3 separate regions of the Homo sapiens genome follow, and regions 1 and 3 are each linked to region 2. Evidence: chromatin contacts called from ENCODE Hi-C or POLR2A ChIA-PET data. All regions are on one chromosome and are shown on one strand. Each heading gives the region's core, a stretch centred on a gene start or an enhancer-like site at or near the end of the contact. The rest is flanking DNA. Distances are from core to core; before and after follow the strand shown.

Region 1 (2,700 bases), core at 201-2,700, 1.2 Mb after region 2:
ACGGTGGCTCAGGCCTGTAATCCCAGCACTTTGGGAGGGGGAGGCCGAGGTGGGCAGACTGCTTGAGACCAGGAGTCGAGACCAGCCTGGCCAACACGGAGAAACCCCGTCTCTACTAAAAAGAAAAACAAATACAAAAAAATTAGCCGGCCATCAGGCGCGCAGCCTGTAATTCCAGCTACTCGGGAGGCTGAGGCTCGAGAACTGCTTGAACTCGGGAGGCGAAGGTTGCGGTGCGCCAAGATCACGCCACTGGGCTCTGCCTGAGCGACAAAGCTAGGCTCTGTCTTAAATAAATAAATAAATAAATAAAATATTTGTGGCACCAGGAATCAAAGATAAACTTAGAGTTTAGCTACCAATCTTCCATCCAGACTGCTCACAAAACACTTTATATCTTAACCTGATATATGGTTATATGAAAGAAAGCATTTGGAAGCAAGTACACAGAAGACAGTCAAAGAAAATTCCATTGTGGAACCACCAGCAGCCAAGTCACCCTTCACACCAAACCATTCCTCTATAATCTGGAATCTTATCTTTCCCATTCGCCCACAACCCCCATTTTTCACATAGATGAACACCCACCAGGTACTGGGGTCCTTCCACCAAGTCCCTCCCACCTTTGGCACTGAAGGTACGGCTCATCAGTCCTCATAAGCAACCTCCAAAATCTACATTATGGTTACTATTTCTAATGGTAAATTAATCGACGGAACCTTTTTATTTACAAGTCGAAACTTTCTCTGTCCCTTACTAGTTCTGTCTCCAAATCATGCGTGCAGAATTACTCCCACCCTTGGACTGCAAAGTGAAATCACAAAGACCGCTAAGCTCACGTCTCAGAAGCTGGGAACTAAAACTGTCCCAGTCTTCTGGCTGAGAGTTGTACCTCCTAGGACCACGCTGGGGCCCTGCCCTTGCAGTAGTATTCCAGCCTCTGATCCCTGACCCCGAGGGCCAGGAATTTCCCTTCTCAGCGTCCTGACACCTGTTCCTGGCCAACTCCCAGGCCTCCAAAGAACAGATACAGGAACAGCGCCTGTCGGGTCCTCTGGCCTACAGAGAGGTGGCCGGCAGCCCACCCAAAGTGGGCCCCACCCCCCATCCTCCTCTCCGGACTGGGCCACCGGGCGTCCTGGCGTCGGGAGAAGGCTTTCCCCAGGGCTTTCCCGCGTGAGGCGTAGGCCGATCTCCCGACGCGCGGCCTAGTCCGACAGCGCCTCATTCATCCACACATCCCCAAGCCACCCGCTGCCCTGGCCCCATCTTGGCCACTGGGCCCGGGCCCCGCGCCAGCCTCAGGGCAATGAGCCCAGGCGCCGAAGACCTGGCGGAGATCGCGCCCCCGGGCTCCCTGAGGGCCTCACCGTGCTCGGCCTGGGCGATGACACGGGGTCCCAGCGGCAGCGAGAGAAAGGTCCTGCCGGCAGCTGGAGGCGGGGAGGAAGGAGGAGAGAACGCAGGCCCGTCCCCTCCGCCGAGCGGCACGCACGACGGCGGCGACAGCGGCGGAACGGGCGGGCCGGGCGCCGAGCGGCACCTGCGCGCAGACCATGGGCCCCGCCCCTCCCCGCCTTGCCCGCGCGTCCCGCCCATTGGCCTAACCGGCCGGGGAGGCGGGAGTAGGGCGGGAGGAGCCCAGGGTGGGAGGAGCCGCGCGGCGGCAGGGAGCTGGAGAGGGGAAGGCGCTGGCTAGGCCGTTCCCGGGAGCTCTAGTCTTCCGCTTCGGCACGTGGGCTTCTCGGTTCTAGGTCTCCGCTTCCGTCTGGCTGCGCGGCCTGGGTTACCTGCTCACGTTCACTCGCGGGCCTACAGCCCCAAGCTTTCCCAGCTGGACTGCGGAGTGCCTTGGGCCCTGACTTCCCTCCGGGAGATCCGGGGCGTCTGAAGTCAGGCAAACAGCCACACCAGCCCCGAGGACCGCGTGGCCGCTAGCCCATCTCCCTTTTCTATAACTTTATTCGCTCAGTCTGTGCGGAGAGAAGCTGTTAACTAAAAGTTCTTGAAGGAAAAGGGGCTAAGGGAAACTTTGGTCTAGGGATTTCTTCCTCGCCTTATAGTTAAAGCGTCGCACACAGGTACTGGATCACAGAATGCGTTTAATTGAGCCAATTTCCCCCCTTTTCCTCTTGGTAGTTGAGAGCAGGGGCCTTTGAAATTTGGGAATTTCCAATCTGGATTTCGCCACTCATTGACTGTATGACCCTAGACAAATTAACTTCTCTGGACTTCAATTTCGTTCTGGATAAAATGAGGCTATTAAAACCACCTTATGAGGTTATTCGTGTGAGAATAAAATGAGACAATGCGTGTTGAGCTCATAACAACAGTACTCAGCACATACAGAAAAGGCTTGTGAGTAGTCGCTGTTGTTAATATTAGGATTTCATCCCATCTCACCCACATCATATCAATACCATGAGCGCCACTGGAGAAGGAATTCTTTCATTTAGGTCCTGGCCTTCAGATGTCATTCAGGTATTTGTTGTAATGAATATGATACCTGTCCAAAAATTGTGACACTAGAAGCTCCTTTTAAAGGGATTAGTTGCTATTAATATTAAAGGATGTAAATAGGTCGCCATCCCCATTTTACAAGTGAGGAAACAATATCAGAAAGGTTGATTAATTTGGATGAAGTCACACAACTAGTAAATGGCAGCAGCATATTTCAAACCACAATCTAACTGAAAATCT
Region 2 (2,700 bases), core at 147-2,646:
GCTGCATCTCTACCTGTTTTTACTCCTATGACCTCAAACTCAACATGAAGCCAGCTTCCCTTTCACGTATTCCTATTTTTGTCAATGACACCATCATTCTTCCAGTCATCCAGGTCTGAGATCTTGGCATCATCTCTCTTCTTCTTCTCTTCTAAATCTTGTGGGTTACCAATTTCTGTGGCCTCTTGCTGAAACGTTTAATATTTCTCTCAATTCCATTTCTTCTTTTTTTTTTTTTTTTTTTTTTTTTTTTTTTTTTGAGACAGAGTCTCACTTTCATCCAGGCTGGAGTGCAGTGGCGCGACTGTGGTTCACTTTAGCCTCGACTTCCCCAGCTCAAGCGATTCTCCCACCTCAGCCTCCCGAGTAGCTGGGACTATAGATGTATGCCACCACATCAGGCTAATTTTCTGATTTTTTTGGAGATGAGGTCTCACTGTGTTACCCAGCCAGGTCTCAAGCAATCCTCTCAGCTTGGCCTCCCAAAGTGCTGGGATTACAGGTACCATGCCCAGCCCATTTCTTCTTTTTAATTCCATTTCCTACATCCTAACTCAGGTCCTCATGATCCCACAACCGGGTGGTGACAATATCTACTACTCATCCTGGTTCCATCCTAGCAACCCAACCTACAACTACTGTGGACTACTCTCTCAAAATTACCATTTAAACAGAATCACAAACCCCCATTTCACCCCTTTGATTCTAATTTTTCACAGCTCCCAGTGTCCATGGATAATAAAATTCAAATTCAAAATCCTGAATAATGTTGCCCATGCCCTTGCAACCTCCTCTCACTTTTCCTTCACAGAACCATCCTCCCCAATCAGAAATTTCTTTTCTTCCCAACGCCCACCTCCACCTTTGGCTTAGGCCTGTAACGGACTCTGGCTCCTCTTCTGAATTCTGCTCTGTTAAAATTAGCAACTAGAGCAGCAGACCACGGCCCCTCCTCAAAATTCCAGAGGTACCTACTGATCTTTCTAGAGAGGCAGCCTTCAGACCTATGTTCCCAGAAATCTCTACGTTTGTGCCTTTCCCAACTAGAGAATTAACTCTTGCGGGGCACAAAACAGCCTCTATTTCTTTGCGTCCCCAGCGCCTGTTTGTTGAAGACTGAGTTGAAGGAGTAGCAGGTGGTGTTAATTTGTCAAAAAGATGAGTTAAGGTGCTGGGGGCGAGGGGGAACACCCCCACGGCCCTCCCCCCACAGCAAGGCAGGTGTGTCTGGGGGCCTCGGCGGGTGCCGGGGCGCGGGGCGGATGGTGCCCCCCGGGCGCAGGCCAGGGAGGCCCGAGCGCCTTCCCCACGCCCCGCTCGCCCGCGCGTGTGAGGGGAGGGCGGCCCAGCCGTTTCGCGCCGGGAGGTAGGTGGTGCTGTTGCCGTGACTGTCTTCCTCATTGGCGCCGTGCAGAGAGGCGGAATGTTCAACTCCTAACTGCAGCGGAAACGTGGGAGCCGCGCGGGCCGCTGTCGTCCCAACCCCCGCCGCCCTCGTCGCGCGCGGGGCCTCCGCGCCCCCGGCTGCTGCTCACGCCCCGCCCGGGAGCCAGGTAGGGGTCAGGCTGGAGCCCGCGGAGGGCGGGGAGGGAGGGGGCGAGGCCCGCCGCGCTCGCGAGTCGTCCCTGCGTCTCGGGGCCGAGGCTCCGCCGGAGCCCGGGAGTCTAGGCGGCCTCGGGAGGCTCCTCGGGGCTCCCCTCCCCGACCCAGGGCCCGCCCGGCGGCGGCGGCCGGAGCGAGCGGGCGGGCGAGCGAGCGAGCGTTCGCGGCGCCCGGGAAGTCCTCGCGGGACCTTGGCCGCGGCGCCGCCAAGTGCGGTTCGGGAGAGTTCGGGCCGGTCCCATGGAGAAGTTGGCGCCTGGAGGCGCGGGCGCAGGCCGGAGCGGCCCCGGCTTTCGCGGTCCCGGGCGTGCGGCACGGGCAGGGGCTCCGCGAGCAGCAGAGCCGGCCAAGCAGCGGGTGACTGGGGCACTGTCGGGAGGCGAACCGCGAGGCCCCCAAATCAGGGTAGGGTGCAGGCCACTTCCCAGCACTCGCTGTGCGTGCGAGGAGGGACGACGAACTTCTGCTTTTCTAAGAACTCGACCGCGAGCGGTGTTGCTTCCCATCCATTTTCCTTCATTCTGTTTTCCTCACACAATTAGGCCATGCGAATAACCAGCAGGAACAATGAACACTAAAGATTAGTTTTAAAAACATGCGTAAATGTATCCAGAGCCACCGCTCCCCGCCCTTCCTGCCCCGGGCTTGGGCAGCATGAAGCGCCCGCCCTCTCGGGCTTCCCCCTTTCCTCCCACCGGAGCCGGGGATGTCTCCTTTGGCGACCCTCAGGCAGCGGCTTTTTGTGGGCTCCCAGACCTGCACCAGGCCCAGAAGTGCTTACCCAGGCCGTCGCCTCGTCTGGCCTCGCTTGCCCATGACAGCTTTCAGAAAACTTTAATTCAGGACTGGCTAGATGACATCCGATTGCCTAAAAAATTTTTTTAAAAAGTTATCTCTGTTAGATCGCTGAAAATGTTATGTTTCTGATGCGCTTTGAGATCGCGCATAAGTACTGTTTATGGGGAACTTAATTACTATTTTTGTTAGTTTCTGTAATAATGAAAGCAACACAATTTAGGGGCCCATTCCAAGTATGGTACAGTAAGCAGCTCTCGATACTGGTGTGTGAGAATCGTCTTACAGAGTGAATTTGAGGAT
Region 3 (2,751 bases), core at 190-2,689, 1.7 Mb after region 2:
TTGGAATGAGCTTTGTTAATTCTGTTTTTCTTTTCTCTCTGGGAAGGCTACAGGAGTTATTTATTCCTAAAAAGAGGCCAAAGAAAGTTCCTTCCAAAAATTCCCTAAAGCCCAAAGAGAACTTAGTTCCTAAATAGCCCCAAGTATTAGCTAGAAACCCACTGGCTCCTCGAAGGGGAGGCCTGTAGATGTGCCTCCGTGTGAAGTCTGCAGGGGCCTCCCCACTCACCTTCCGCACCCAGTTGGGCATGACATGGGTGCTGGGTGAGCGGTGGTGTGTGTTGATGACGATGACAGTGATGATGATGGAGGCAATGACGAACACCATGGTGAACAGCATGTATTTTCCAATCAAGGGCACAGCACTGGACGTGGAGGGGATCAGCTCCACGATGACCAGAAGGAACACAGTCAAAGACAGTAAGACAGAGATGCTCAGAGTCATCTTCTCCCCTGAAAAGACCAAAAAAAAAAAAAAAAATCCCACAACTACCCATCTGGGTTGGGCTGCAGTGTTCCTCCCACCCCACCATTTATATGTGGAAGTCCTGAGTCCTGGGACCTAAGAATGTGACTGTATTTGAAGACAGGGACTTTAAGGAGGTAATTAAATGAAAACGAGGTGATATGGGGTAGTGAGTAATCAAGTATGACTAGTGTCCTTATAAGGAGAGGAATTAGGACACAGATGCATAGACGGAAGGCCATGGGACACAGGAAGAAGATGGCCATTACAAACCGAGAGAGGCCTCACAAGAAACCAACTCTACTGGCACCTTGATCTTGGAATTCCAGTCTCCAGAACTGTGAGAAATTACATTTCTGTTATCTAAGCCTCACAGCCTATGGTGTTTTGTGTGGCAGCCCAAGCAAACTAATTCACCACTGAAACCCAAGGGTAAGAGGAATGTGACTGACATGTTCTCAAAGCATTATTCTGGGAAATCTCAAAGCATTTTTTTCTGCAGAATTTCCTATGTAACCACCATACCTTAACTTTTCTGACAGCAGCCAGTGGCAAGCATTTCCATTAGAGGCTGCCAAGCAGAAAACGGAACAATATTTCATCTCATGCTCCAGATTTCTGATTCTTGGTGGAACCCAGGGAACTGAAAGGAGTTCTGGGTGGACAAGCTGGACTCGGTGTGGCATTTCCCTTCTGCAGCAGGATGCATTAAACCTCATAAAACGGAACCACCCCTGGCCTATTTCTTACCCAGCAGATGAATGGGCAGCCCAGAAGTACACATATCTTTCTGTTATTGAGGGAGCAAGCTGTAAGACCAAAACCCAAGAAAAGGACAAAATCCGGAAGGCTAAGGAGTTCTCCTTGACGTCCTGAGTGATCTTCTGATACAGTGGTTTCACACCACTCGCTGTCTCATTTTCATATAAGAGGAAGTTTGTCTTCTCACTTATTTCTTGTTTTGTTTTTTTTGCATACTAAGGGAGCAGGGATTTCCCCAGCCCCCACCTCTTTTCTGCAGGCCCTTTGATCTCAGGAGAGTTTTGGCTGGGCAAACTTGGCAGCAGGAAGGTCAGGGGCCGAATGGCACTGAGGTAGTTTTGTGAGGCTTGACCACCTTAGGTGCAGCAGAGAAGCTCTGGGAGGGACTTTCCCTGGGCTGGCCTTGCTGTTGGTGCTGCTGGAAACCCTTGTGTTACCCTGCTTTCAATGATGAAGCTGTCCCCTACTGGCTGCTTCCGGATGCTAGAATATATATAGAATATGTATGTATGTATACGATAAAGAGTGGAAACAAACAAGAAATTGTCAATTCTACCTGGTGGGTAGGAAAACCTTTCAAAGTGAAAAAGAATACAATTACAAATACAAAATATTTGTCCACTTATATAAAATTTGTTGATTAATAATAATGATAATAATAATAGCCAACATTTATCAAGCATAATTTTTGTGCTAAGTGCTTTTCTTTTTTCTTTCTTTCTTTTCTTTCTTTTTTTCTTCTTTTTTTTTTTGTGAGGGAGTCTCACTCTGTTGCCCAGGCTGGAGTTCAGTGGTGCCATCTCAGCTCACTGCAACCTCCGCCTCCAGGGTTCAAGCGATTCTCCTGCCTCAGCCTCCCAAGTAATTGGGATTACAGGCACGTGCCACCACACCTGGCTAATTTTTTGTATTTTTAATAGAGATGGGGTTTCACCATGTTGGCCAGGCTGGTCTCAAACTCCTGACCTCAAGTGATCCATCCGCCTTGGCCTCCGAAAGTGCTGGGATTACAGGTGTGAGCCACTGCATCTGGCCCCTAAGCACTTTTCAAGCACAAATCATTTAACGTTTATAGAGACTCTTGTTAGTTCCCATAATGCCCCGACAGTGTTTTTATTTTAAAAAGTTTCATTTGAGGGCCTGGTGCGGTGGATCATGCCTGTAATCCTAACACCCCGGGAGGCCAAGGCAGGGGGATCACTTGAGGCCAGGAGTCTGAGACTAGCCTGGGCAACATAGCAAGACTCCATCTCTATTTATTTATTTTTTTAATGTAAAAAAGTTTCATTTGATTAGAAAGTTGAAAGAATTGTGTTTGTGATTATTTGTTTAAAAACAAGTGCAGGGCAGGCACAGTGGCTCACACCTGTAATCCCAGCACTTTGGGAGGCCGAGGTAGGCAGATCTTTGAGCCCAGGAGTTCGAGACTGGCCTCGGCAACATGGTGCAACCCCGTTTCTACAAAAAATACAAAAATTAGCCGAGTGTGGTGGCACATGCCTGTAGTCCCAGCTACTCAGGAG

Evidence for each region. Hi-C counts contacts between places; a loop is a spot of excess contacts on that map. ChIA-PET counts read pairs that join two places held with the same protein, here RNA polymerase II (POLR2A). Pooled maps may share reads with other maps.
Region 1: a loop to region 2 is called in a pooled map, with 5 times the contacts of the local background. The contact joins the promoter of OLA1 here to the promoter of MAP3K20 in region 2. A Hi-C loop is called at or near these places in 3 of 37 single-sample maps with no recorded cell type and 8 of 50 pooled maps. POLR2A ChIA-PET finds 5 or more read pairs at or near these places in 2 of 52 experiments (HEK293T and activated T-cell).
Region 3: a map with no recorded cell type shows a loop between it and region 2 (7-fold over the local background). The contact joins the enhancer-like site here to the promoter of MAP3K20 in region 2. A Hi-C loop is called at or near these places in 2 of 37 single-sample maps with no recorded cell type and 2 of 50 pooled maps.

The regions. Positions count from the first base shown.
Region 1 is chr2:174,247,082-174,249,781 of GRCh38, forward strand. It overlaps OLA1 (Obg like ATPase 1), which reads right to left and starts at 1,451. Exons shown (of 11, transcript NM_013341.5): 1 at 1,371-1,451. RefSeq lists a silencer at 1,237-1,756.
Region 2 is chr2:173,074,450-173,077,149 of GRCh38, forward strand. MAP3K20 (mitogen-activated protein kinase kinase kinase 20) reads left to right here and starts at 1,397. Exons shown (of 20, transcript NM_016653.3): 1 at 1,397-1,553. RefSeq lists silencers at 1,092-1,141, 1,222-1,961.
Region 3 is chr2:174,749,717-174,752,467 of GRCh38, forward strand. It overlaps CHRNA1 (cholinergic receptor nicotinic alpha 1 subunit), which reads right to left. Exons shown (of 9, transcript NM_000079.4): 7 at 230-453. Among named protein-coding and RNA genes, the nearest start is that of CHRNA1, 13 kb to the right of the region's middle. RefSeq lists an enhancer at 1,402-1,581. Within about 2 kb of position 1,440, at least 3 of the 41 ENCODE cell types and tissues checked have a DNase peak (open chromatin) inside an H3K27ac peak, as active enhancers do.